Regions from separate parts of the Homo sapiens genome. Here regions 1 and 3 are each linked to region 2. Evidence: chromatin contacts called from ENCODE Hi-C or POLR2A ChIA-PET data. All regions are on one chromosome and are shown on one strand. The core of a region is the stretch at or near the end of the contact, and the rest is flanking DNA. Distances in the headings are between cores, read along the strand shown.

What was found. A loop is a pair of places that touch in the nucleus more often than their neighbours do. ChIA-PET counts read pairs that join two places held with the same protein, here RNA polymerase II (POLR2A). Pooled maps may share reads with other maps.
Region 1: a pooled map shows a loop between it and region 2 (8-fold over the local background). The contact joins the promoter of TOP6BL here to the promoter of KDM2A in region 2. A Hi-C loop is called at or near these places in 7 of 50 pooled maps. POLR2A ChIA-PET finds 5 or more read pairs at or near these places in 3 of 52 experiments (Caco-2, T-cell and activated CD8-positive, alpha-beta memory T cell).
Region 3: a pooled map shows a loop between it and region 2 (35-fold over the local background). The contact joins the promoter of TMEM134 here to the promoter of KDM2A in region 2. A Hi-C loop is called at or near these places in 3 of 37 single-sample maps with no recorded cell type and 10 of 50 pooled maps. POLR2A ChIA-PET finds 5 or more read pairs at or near these places in 1 of 52 experiments (A673).

Annotation. Positions count from the first base shown.
Region 1 is chr11:66,742,661-66,746,516 of GRCh38, forward strand. TOP6BL (TOP6B like initiator of meiotic double strand breaks) reads left to right here and starts at 2,109. Exons shown (of 15, transcript NM_001302084.2): 1 at 2,109-2,259. It also overlaps a transcript of SPTBN2 not described here. RefSeq lists enhancers at 1,336-1,836, 2,328-2,437, 2,878-2,967 and silencers at 1,798-2,187, 2,598-2,697.
Region 2 is chr11:67,117,612-67,121,326 of GRCh38, forward strand. It overlaps KDM2A (lysine demethylase 2A), which reads left to right and starts at 1,652. Exons shown (of 21, transcript NM_012308.3): 1 at 1,652-2,438; 2 at 3,623-3,715. The coding sequence starts at 3,706. It overlaps LOC107984341 (a long non-coding RNA gene), which reads right to left and starts at 737. Exons shown (of 2, transcript NR_160735.1): 1 at 1-737. RefSeq lists silencers at 559-608, 749-1,028, 1,209-1,648, 1,789-1,858, 2,039-2,178 and 2 more and an enhancer at 1,089-1,138.
Region 3 is chr11:67,468,001-67,471,575 of GRCh38, forward strand. It overlaps TMEM134 (transmembrane protein 134), which reads right to left and starts at 1,251. Exons shown (of 7, transcript NM_025124.4): 1 at 1,019-1,251; 2 at 28-92. The coding sequence starts at 1,192. RefSeq lists silencers at 836-975, 1,186-1,325 and enhancers at 863-1,487, 1,476-1,655.

The sequences.
Region 1 (3,856 bases), core at 859-3,358, 370 kb before region 2:
GTGCAGTGGTGTGATGTCAGCTCACTGCAACCTCCACCTCCCGGGTTCAAGCAATTCTCCTGCCTCAGCCTCCCAGGTAGCTGGGACTACAGGCACATGCCAACACGCCTGGCTAATTTTTGTATTTTTAGTAGAGGTGGGGTTTCACCATGTTGGCTGGGCTGGTCTCGAACTCCTGACCTCAAATGATCCACCCACCTGGGCCTCCCAAAGTGTTGGGATTACAGGCGTGAGCCACTGCGCCCGGCCACGATGGGAAATATTTTAAAGAACCATCCTCAATACCTTGGTTTCTCACCCATAAAATAGTGACGATAACAATTTTCTTACAAGATAGTTGAGAGGATGACATCATTTATGTAAAGAGCTAGTGGGGTCCGACAACAAGCAGTCATTCAATGTTACTGGTCCCTTCCCCTTGGCAACTCCTCTTCTGAAAAAGGACAAGAGACTGGGGGTGGGGATGGGGAGCTCTGCGGGGGGTGTGGGGGGAATGAAAGGAAGACTCCAATGATTCCTCAAATGCCAGCTGTTTATCAAGTTTGATGGTTACGATGGATTTTCCAGAAATAAAAGCTACCTTGCTCCAATAGGTCTACCTGTGAGCAACTGAGATGGGGAGGAATGGGGAGGAGCGCTGAGCATAGACTCGAGAAGGGTATGATTCAGGTCTCGATAGACAATGTTCTTTGGAGTAGCACCAAGGTTGTGTACTGGGCAGGCACTCTGCCAGCTCGCCAGCCTGTTCTGTCCAATCCTGGCGTCTTGGAGCTGGGGTGGAAGAATTTTTCCTGAAGGAAAGCAGCCAACACCCTGTCCCACCCTTCTCCTTGGGCAACTCTTTGCCAGGCAGGAATCTCTCATCAGGGTTTTCTTTTGGCTGTCAGATCACCAGCAGTTATAGGCTTAAGCCCCTGTCACCATGCCCCTCCCGGAACCTGGCAGAGAGCAGCAGCTGGGACTCTGCAGGACCTCCTTATTCCAGCCAGGAATGCACTTGGAAAACCCCAGAGCTTCTCCTGTCAGCCAGAGCCCAGAAAAGCCAGCTCCTGGTCTTGGCACATTCAGTGCAGTCAAACGTGGAAAGGGGCCTGGATAGGGAGGGGTCGACTCCCAGGTCCCACCTTTGCGGGGGAAGCTGGTCCCCCTGGATTAGGCTGGGAGATGCTTGGGGCTGGTTGTAAGGTAAAAGACGGGGGGTCGTTTTTTCTTTTTTTGAGACAGAGTTTCGCTCTTTTTGCCCAGGTTGGAGTGCAATGACGCGATCTCGGCTCACTGCAACCTCCGCCTCCCAGGTTCAAGCAATTATCCTGCCTCAGCCTCCCGAGTAGCTGGGATTACAGGCGCCCGCCACCACGCCCGGCTAATTTTTGTATTTTCAGTAGAGACGGGGTTTCACCATGTTGGCCAGGCTGGTCTCGAACTCCTGACCTCAGGTGATCCACTCGCTTCGGCCTCCAAAAGTGCTGGGATGACGGGCGTGAGCCACTGCGCCCGGCCCAGGGCGTCGTTTTTAATTTCAGATTAGTAATTTTTTAGTATATGTCCCAAAAATTGCCGAGATATGTGTATGGTTATAAAAAAAATTCGCTGTCTATATGAAATTCAATTTTAATTGGCCGTCTTTTTCTTTGCTAAGTCTGGGACCCAGGGCTTGGCCTGGGGCAGCCCCCGCCGCAGACAAGGCTGTTGGAGGGGTCACGAACCCGCTTGGTAGCCCCGCGCCGTTACCGTCGCCCCTCCCGGCCGAGGGAAGGGTCCTGGAAAGCGCGAAGGGCGGCCAAAGCCCGGATTAGGGCCAAGGGCCGCATCTCGCCGCCACCGTGGGAAACTATCTTTGAGAGGAGGGAGGAGTCGTGGCCTGGCCTCATTCCCGCTCACCTCCAGCCTTGGCCGCCTCTCGCGGGCTCTTCCCCGCCCCGAACCTCCCACCTGCGGGCCCACTGGCACCCGCGGCGCTCAGAGGCTCTAGGTGGCTCCCGGCGGCGGTTCGCGGTCTCGGGGCCCTGCAGCGTCGAGTGCGCAGGCGCGGCGGGCAGGTGGGCGGGGCGTGCGCGGGCGCAGGCGCGCGCGCGGGAAGGGATGGGCTCGCGCTGCCGGGCGTGGGCGTGGACTCGGGCGTGGGCACTGGCGGAGTTCCAAGCCCGGGCTGAGGAGGGGGCGGCGGCGGCGGCGGCGGCGGCGGGCGGGTACCCTTCGACTGGGCGTTGCCGCTGTTCCCTGCGCGGCATGGAGGGGACGGCCGTGGCCGTGTTCGAGGTGATGCTGGGAAGGGAGAGAAAGCGGAGGACACTTTCTGAGGAGACGGGCTTTGTGAGGAGACCGCGAAGTTTGGGCAGAGGGGTCGGGCGTCGCCTAAGGTGAAGGAGGAAGGTTCGGGAATCGAGGCCCGTCTCCCACGGGGAAGCGAGGAAGTAGGAGCAGATGAGGGCTCTCGCTCGCGGGGTACTCTGTGGGGGAACGACGCCCTCTCTCCAGCCTACGGCTCAGAAAGCTGCGGCGTTTGCCGAGCACCGGCGGACACCCAGGGGCAGAGCCTGACGCAGCCTCGGAGGTGCCTGCCGGAGCCCAGCGCCTTCCATGCACCGGGTGCTGGGAGGGGGCGCGGAAAGAAGGAAAGGAATGGGGCAAGCCCTGGCGTTGCGGGGCGGGGTGGGGGGAGTCGGGGCGCCAGGACAGAGGCAAGGAGGGACCCAGTGCAGACTGGGAGCGAGGGAGAGTTTTTTTAGGCCCCGGTGCAGGTGCAGGTTTCTGGGTTCGAAGCAGCTGGACGTGGAAGGGCGAGGTTCAGAGGCCACACCTGTGCTCGGGGAGCTGCTCTGGAAGACGGCACTGAGCGCCTGGCGCCGGCCACGCCCCGTGTGCTCATTTCATTACCCACTTTCACGGCCGGTGCCCAATGGGACGTTGAGCTGCTGTTTGTGAGGGGTACTGGGCAGGTGACAGAAGCACAGGCTCTGAGGGCACCTGAGAGAGTACCCCCGGGCGTCCTGCCTGTTTGTTGTCATCAAAGAAGGCGGCGGGATTCCATTTTACAAATAACCGAACCTAGGCTAGAACCCAGGGCGCTGACTCATAGGCCAGTGTTCTTTTCCCAACTGCGCTGTCATACCGACATGAGAATATCTTTAGGGTTTGTTTGTTTGTTTGTTTGTTTGTTTGTTTTTTGAGACGGAGTCTCGCTCTTTCGCCCAGGCTGGAGTGCAGTGGCGTGATCCCGGCTCACCGCAGTCTCCGCCTCTCGGGTTCAAGGGATTCTCCTGTCTCAGCCTCCCGAGTAGCTGGGATTACAGGCGCACGCCGCTACACCTGGCTCATTTTTGTATTTGTAGTAGAGACAGGTTTTCACCATGTTGGCCAGGCTGGTCTTGAACTTCTGACCTCAAGTGATCTGCCCGCCTCCGCCTCCCAAAGTGCTGGGACCGGCGTGAGCCACCGTGCCCGGCCCGATATGGGAATATCGTAACAGAGGACGTGTGAAGGAATAGTTAGACTCTACACGTACCTGGAAACCATTCTTGTTAACTGGTACAAATGAGGATCTTAGTTCCCAGATCTCCCTGCCTTTAAAAAGGGGGTAATAATTTTCCTTGTGTTGCCTCCCTGTAAAAGTGAGAATCTGTTTGCATGAATAATAATGGGAGTTGGCCGGGCGCGGTGGGTAGCCTGTATTCTCAGCACTTTGGGAGACCGAGGCGGGCAGATCACTTGAGATCAGGAGTTCAAGACCAGCCTGGCTAACATGAGGAAACTCCGTCTCTGAAAAAAATACAAAAATTAGCGGTGGCTCACGCCTGTAATCCCAGCACTTTGGGAGGCCGAGGCAGGCGGATCACCTGAGGTCGGGAGTTCAAGA
Region 2 (3,715 bases), core at 402-2,901:
CCCTGCTTCCAGGAGTCAGAGCTTAAAGAGTGGGAAACCAAGGCAGGGAGAAAAAGATTTGTGTGACACCGCTCAGCAAGGGCGTAGTGGAGCCAATAGTGCCAACCCCGATGTGTAACGCCCCAGCCACCGTCCTTTGTGGGATTTAGAATTTAAACGGGCCCCAGAGCAAGAGATTGGCTGGGGAAATGCCCGGATCGCGGCTGGGCTGCTCGCATGGCACTGCTCGGGTACCTCCGGCCGGGCTCCGTCGACGTTCGGAGCCTGCTGGCCCGTCGGGCAGCTGTCGGGCCGCGGGAGTCGGTCCGTGGGCAGGGCCGGCGCAGCTCGGGCGGCTGCTGCCCCGTCGCTGACCCCCGCGCGAAGCTGCGCGCACCAACAGGAGACATCTTCCCGGCCGGGCCTCCCGCGCCCGCCACGGCCCAGGGCGGCAGGGTCGGGCCGGGGGCCGGGGGCGGCCCGCGCACCCCTCCGTGGGGGGCGCCCCGACTCGCCGGGGGCGGGGTCACGTCCCACCCGGGCCGCCGGGGGCACCGGCGCGGCGGAAAGCTGAGCGTGGCCGAGGAGCGGGGGCTTCCTGGGCCACCTCGCCGGGCGCCTCCGGCCGGCGGTGGGCGCGCCGGCCGCCACCGCCCCCGGGCCGTCGCGGAGACCGCTTCTGCGCCTGGTACCTGTGGACGCCCTTGTTAAGCGCCTGCAGCACCCCCGGGGAGCCGAGCCCAGGACAGACATGCTACTCCTGTTTCCTGCCCCTTCGGAGCGACGAGCAGTGGGTGAGGCGGGGCCAGGCCGCTGCACCGAGGAGCCCCCGGGCCCAGGGCAGACGGGCCCCGTGGCGGCGGCGCCGGGGCCTGCCCGGGAATGGCGGGCAAGCCGGCCTCGGCCCACCGGCCGGCACGCGAAGGGAGGGCAGCCGGCGGCCATGCGCCCCTTCCCTGCGCCCTCTCGCCCTGGGCAGGCCTGAGCCGGGAGCCCAGGTCCCGCGGGCCCAGCCCGGCGGCTTGACCCCGGGAGACCCTGCTTTGAGGCGGGTATCGGTTGCCCTGGCCCAGGCCTCCCGGCCCTCAGGTTGTGTGACTGTGACGGGCAGCCTGGGGCCAAAGGCGGTTGAAGGGGAAGGGGACGCAGATCTCCCACTGCTTGGGGGGGGTGATGTGCTTTGTGGGGGGTCGGGGGTCACCACCCTCCCAGGGGGGTGGGGGAGGGCGGCCAGCACAGCTGGCCGCGAGGGGCGGGGTCGCAGAGGCGAAGTGTGTGTGAGGGTGTGTGGGGGGAGGGCGCGCGGAGGAGGATCGGTGCCCTGCGCGCAGGCGCGAGCAGCCAGCCAGGCCCGAGCCCTGGAAGAACGCCGACGGGGAGCGGGGGCGGCGGGCTGGCGGGAGGGAGGGAGGGCGGGCGGCCTGACGCGAGGGGGCGCAGGGAGCCGCGTCGGCGTCGCGGGGCGCGGGCGATTCGAGGCCGACGCATCCGCGCGTGCGCGCGCCGGCGGTGTGTCCGCGTTAGAGGGGAGTGACGCGTGCGCGTTCACGCGCGCCCGGGAGAGCGGTAAGAAGCGCAGGGAGGCCTGAAGGGGGTGGGGGGGTGGAGAGGCGAGCTGGAGGAGGGGTGGGGAGGTGGCGCCTGCGCAGTGCGCCTCGGAGGAGCTGTGTGTATGTGAGAGTCTGACGGGTTCAAAATGGCGGCGGCTGCTTCAGCGGCTCCTCCTGTGTGAGGGAAACAACACCCCTCCCCGGCAGCGGCGGCGGCGGCGGCGGCTCTCGGAGCACCTTCCCAGCGGCTGGGCCCGTGGCCGCTCTGTCTTTCCTGGGCAGGGGACGCTCCGGGAGGAGGGGCAACGCCAGGGGGCCCATCCCCCGGAATCCCTCTTCTGCGACTGGGGAGTAGCCGGGGGGCTCGTCCCGCAGCGCGGAGCCAGACCTGAGGGGGAGACGCGAGGGGAGCCAGGGCCCCCATCCCGGCGCGCCGCGCCGCTCCCGCCCTGTCCGCCCCCCGGGGCCGGGGCCCGCGTTCCGGGGGGCCGGGGCGGCGCGGGGAGCCTCGGGCCGGCCGGTCTCAGCTGATCGGCCGCTGCTCCCGCAGGCGACCAGCCCCTGCTGGCCGAGGGCACGGCGAGGAGGGCGCTCCCTGCGGCCGGGGCCGGCCCGGGGCTCGGGCCCGGGCTGCTGACCGCTGGCCTGGGGGAGGCGGGGGCGCCCCGGGCTCGGCGCCGAGGGGTCGCGCTCCTCTCTCCTGACGCCTCCGACTCCCGGTCTCCAAAGCCAGAAGAGAAGGTTTGATTCAGCAACTGTTTGCTCCCTTTTCCTGGTCGCTCTGACCCTCTCTGGATACTGGGTTGATCCACGGAAAAACCGAAGACGACGTTTGGGATTTAATTATTCCTCTCAGCTTTGGAATCTTTTACTTCTCACTTGGACAAGAACTCAAGAGCAGAATCTCCGGTGAGTTTCCCCCTCCCCCCCCTCATTTGGAAGTTTGGTTGACTGTGTTATCCAAAGACTGAATGCAAAGTTTCTATCTCTTTTTCCGATGGGTGAACCATTGAAACGCCTTTTCCTGGGGGAGCCCAGCGAGATTCGCCCTTTTTCCTCTCCGGCCCTGGCTGCTCCATGCCCAGGCGGTCGTCGCCCAGGGGGTGCAAGCACGGTTTCCCTCCCGACTTCGGGCCAGGGCTTCCTCCGGGAGGGCTCTGCCTCTAACTGCTCTGCAAACTGTGTCATCGGGTCCTCTGGTCTCGTAGCAGTTTTGAAAGGATGCTGTTAACGTGGCTGTAATGTAGTGACAAAAACGGGGGGAACCTGTGTTCTCAATGGAAGCCATTATCCACGAGAATATTTAGAAAAAAGAAAACCCTTTCTTGGTATTACGGATTGACCGTCGCGCCGGCCGGTCTTTTATTTAATTTTTGGACAAGATGTATTTTCCTTGTATCCTTAGATGCAATCGTTTATTTTATTACTTTATCCAAAAAGATCAGATGGAATTTTGGTCCTTGATTTGCACCTCTGAAATTTGTTTCAGAGTTGTGCACATCTTGTGTTGGGGTGGAGGGTAGATTTGGGAATGATAAGATCCGGGGAGTCTAGAAAGGAAGGCGACGATTGTGCACGGCCTTACAGGAGGGGTATGGGAAATTGTTTTGGGGTCATTTAAATCCTAATTTTTTGTCCTCTTTTTACATAGTCAGTTTGCCCTTCTTTCCTTTAGTTTCTGATTACCGGTGAGAGAGAACTAATTTGGTTAGGATCTGGATTAGTTCAGTGGTGCTTCACCTGGTCAGCTCTCTGGAGATAAAAGTCCTGGGCTTTTTTTTTTTCTTGCTGATGCTGCCATGAAGGAGATCCTTGCTAGTTGTAATCCTGTGGGGAGAAACTGGTGGTGTGGCCCTTCCACAAGGAACTGAAACCAACATCTCGTTTCGTCTAGGCCTCCGACAGTTGTAATGTGATTAATGTTGAACATGACATGGAACCACTTGCCCAAGAGCAGAAAGGTCCCAAACTCATGAAGAGGAACCTGATTTTTCAGAGAGCCTTTAACACTTACCTTAAATACTCCTTTCCGTGAACAGAAAGCACAAGTTTGAGAATGAGTTCTCATTTCTGCTTATATCATTATTCTTTAGTGTTGCAATCTGGTTCCTAAGGAGGAAGAGGAAGGCAGCCCTGGAGTGGTTTCTTTACAGTAATTTCAACAGAAGAGTGAGAGATGGAACCCG
Region 3 (3,575 bases), core at 1-2,500, 350 kb after region 2:
AGGGTTGGGTCCCCACCTGGCCCTAACCTGGTGCCGACTCCCCCATCCGGCTCCGGAGAGGCCTGGGCTCCATCCTCATCGTTCTCCAGGTTCTGTTGCAGAACACAGGTCTCAGGGGGGTTGCTGGGCTGGGGCCCTTCCTCACTCCCTCCCGGGAAGAGAAAAGCAGGCCTACACAACCATTTGCCTGGCCGCCTGGCAGCTGTTCACCTGGCCCTCTGCCCTCCCCGCAGAACGGGTTTGGTGATTCACAGAAACCAGGTAGGAGGTGGGTGGATGCCAGGGCTTTGGGGAGCAGGAGCCTGCATAGATCCCAGGGAAAGGAGAGCTCCCAACTTTGGGTTAGGGTGGAGCTCTCATTCAGTGGCCTAGAATGGGAGCTTGGGAATTGGGGTGCCAGGAAAGGCCAGGCCCAGAGTTCCCAGGTTCAAGGCACAGGGTTCTGGTCCAGGTCTCCAAGAAAAGCAGCCTAGGGTTGGTGGAGGTTTTCTGGGAAAATGGGTTTTTCTGGTTTAGTGGGAGCCAAAGGGTGGGCAAGGACTGGTCATGTGAGAGGAGCTCCAGCTCTTAGGGGTGGTGGTGGGATTAGGGAGAGGGCTTTCAGAATAGAGAAAGGCGTGCGGGTTCCCATCAGCTTAGCTGGCCTGGGGCACAGGGGATGCTCCTGCGTGTGGGGCAAGGTCTGGTTCAGATACAGAGGAGCTCCCCCAACCCAGCGGGGGCCAGGTGCGAGTAGCCAGGATGAGTGGGGAATCCGGTTGGGTTCCCCAGCTGGAGCTGAGGGATGAGCTCCCGGGCCCGGGCACTGGGCTCTTCCCGGCTGGCTGGGGCCCGGTATGGGAACCGGGAGGGCCTGGGCAGGGCTCTGGATCAAGAGTCACGTCCGCGGGGCGGGGGGGCGGTCTCGCGCTTCAGCTGGGGCCTCTAGGCAGATGCTTCCCCGAGTTGAGGCCTTTGGGGCCCGGCCTGGGGTCCCGTCCGGCCGGGGGCAGGGGGTTAGGTGGGCCGGGCGGTTCACCTGGTAGCGCAGCCGGGACTGCTTGTCCTCGTCAGCCACCTCGAACCGGGCCCGACGCTCGAAGTGCAGCGGCCCAAAGCGCGCGACCCCGCTGGACTCGGGCCCAGGGCCCCCGTCCTCCAGGGACAGCTCGAAGGCATCATCAATGCTGAACTGGGGCCGGGCGGCGCTCATGGCCCCGGCCCGCTCAGGCGCCGTGCGCCGCCGCCATCTGCGCCCACACACCCAGCGTCGCCGCTGCCCCGCCCCCGCATGCCCCGCCCCTCCGACCCTGGCTCCGCCCCACGCGCCGGTCCCGCCCCCGTCCGCCCTAAGCAGGCCAGAGTTGCCGAGCCCTGAGCGGGCTGATGGGTGGGAGCCTCTTCCAGACGGAGCGCGCCCGCCCCGTGACGCCACTCAGTGGCCGCCATGGCAAGCGACAGCCCGTGCCGGGCTCGGACACATCCCCCAGGCGTGTATGTGCGGGGGCTTGGAGGGGCTTCCACGCCCCAACCTCCAGGTCCCTGACAGGGCCTTTTGCACCGCAGCCTGTTCCTCGAGTGCCAAGGAGACTCCTGGGAACTGTTTCCCCACCTTACTCACAACAGCCCCGCACCGGAGGGGTGCTCTCCCCATTTTTGCAAATGTGGAAACCGAGGCTCAGAGAGCTTATGTGTCTTCCAATTTCCAGTCAGTCTCCACGCAGCAGCCGAAGTGATCTTTTAAAACAAATCTTTTTATCTGCGTGTGTTATTCTGAAAACCCTTTTTAAAAATTTTGCTGCTGGCCTGGCTCGGTGGCTCACTCCTGTAATCCCAGCACTTTGGGAGGCCGAGGCGGGTGGATCACTTGAGGTCAGGAGTTCAAGACCAGCCTGGCCAAAAGGCGAAACCCCGTCTTTACTAAAAATACAAAAATTAGCCGGGCGTGGTAGTGCATGCCTATAGTCCCAGCTACTTGGGAGGCTGAGGCAGAAGAATTGCTTGAACCCGGGAGGCAGATGTTGCAGTGAGCCGAGATTGAGCCACTGCACTCCAGCCTGGGCGACAGAGCAAGACTCCGTCTCAAAAAACAAAACAAAACAAACAAAAAAACCTTCCCTTGGTTTTCCATTGCACTTAGAATAAAATCTGAACTCTTGGCAGGGCACGGTGGCTCACACTTTGGGAGGCCAAGGAGAGTGGATCACTTGAGGTCAGGAGTTTGAGACCAGCCTGGCCAACATGGTGAAACCCAGTCTCTACTAAAAATACAAAAATTAGCTGGGCACGGTGACCAGTGCCTGTAATCCCAGCTACTTGGGAGGCTGAGGCAGGAGAATCGCTTGTACCCTGGAGGCAGAGGTTGTAGTGAGTGGAGATCACACCACTGCACTCCAGCCTGGGCAACAGAGCAAGACTCCATAAAAAAAAAATGAACCGTGGTGGGGGGCGGTGGGGGTGGAAGAGCAGAAGTACTCTATGAATTAGGTGGACCTGGTTTCAAATCCCCATTCTACCACTTGTAAGTACTTGGGACTTTGGCAAACCCCTCATTCATTTCTGCCACAAGTATTTATTAAGCATCTATTTAGGGCCAAACACTGTTTTGGGCACTATAGATACAGTGGTGAATAAAACAGTGCAAAATGAGACAGTTTCAAGTGCTGTGTGATGCAAAACTGACTTTAGATTTCGTACTCAAAGATGACCTTTCCAAGAGGTGACATTTGAGCAGGAATGCCGATGATGAAGGAGCCAGCTGTGAGAAAAGCAAGGTTCAGTGTTTTCCTGGCACCAGGGAACAGCACGTTCAAAGGCCAGGAGGTGGGAAGGAGCTTGGCCTGTGGAGGAAGAATGTGAGAAAACCAGTGTGGCTGAGCAGCAAGGAAAGGGGCAGGCCGACTTGATGAGCCTGGGAGGAGTAGATGGGCCCCAGAGCCTTGAGAGCTTTATGGACCTTAGTCAAGAGTTCTTTTTTGTTTTTGTTTTTTTCGACACAGGGTCTCGCTCTGTTGCCCAAGCTGGAGTGCGATCTCAGCTCACTGCAACCTCCACCTCCTGGGTTCAAGTGATTCTCCTGCCTCAGCCTCCCGAGGAGGCTGGGATTACAGGCATGAGCCACAGTGCCCTGCCTTATTATTATTATTATTATTATTATTATTTTTGAGACAGAGTCTCGCACCGTCACCCGGGCTGGAGTGCAGTGGCAAGATCTCGGCTTGCTGCAACCTCCGCCCCCTGGGTTCAAGCGATTCTCCTGCCTCAGCCTCCCCTGTAGCTAGGATTACAGGCGTGATCTGCCCACCTCGGCCTCCCAAGGTGCTGGGTATGAGCCACCACACCCGGCCTCATGTTCATTTTATGGCCTCATGTACAGAGCTGAGTCAAGTCTACTTCTGTTTGTTACACATCAACACTATGAATAAGGCCCCTCTCGAGTTATGTTAATTCACTTACCCTCTTTCACTTCCCAGGTTCCTTCCTCTCCCCTGCCTTCCATCAGACCCATGTCAGCATGCTCAGTCGGCGTCCTTAAAGCCTGCCTGGCTCTGTACCATGTATGGCACTGTCTCCTATGTGGATGTGTTTGCAATTTA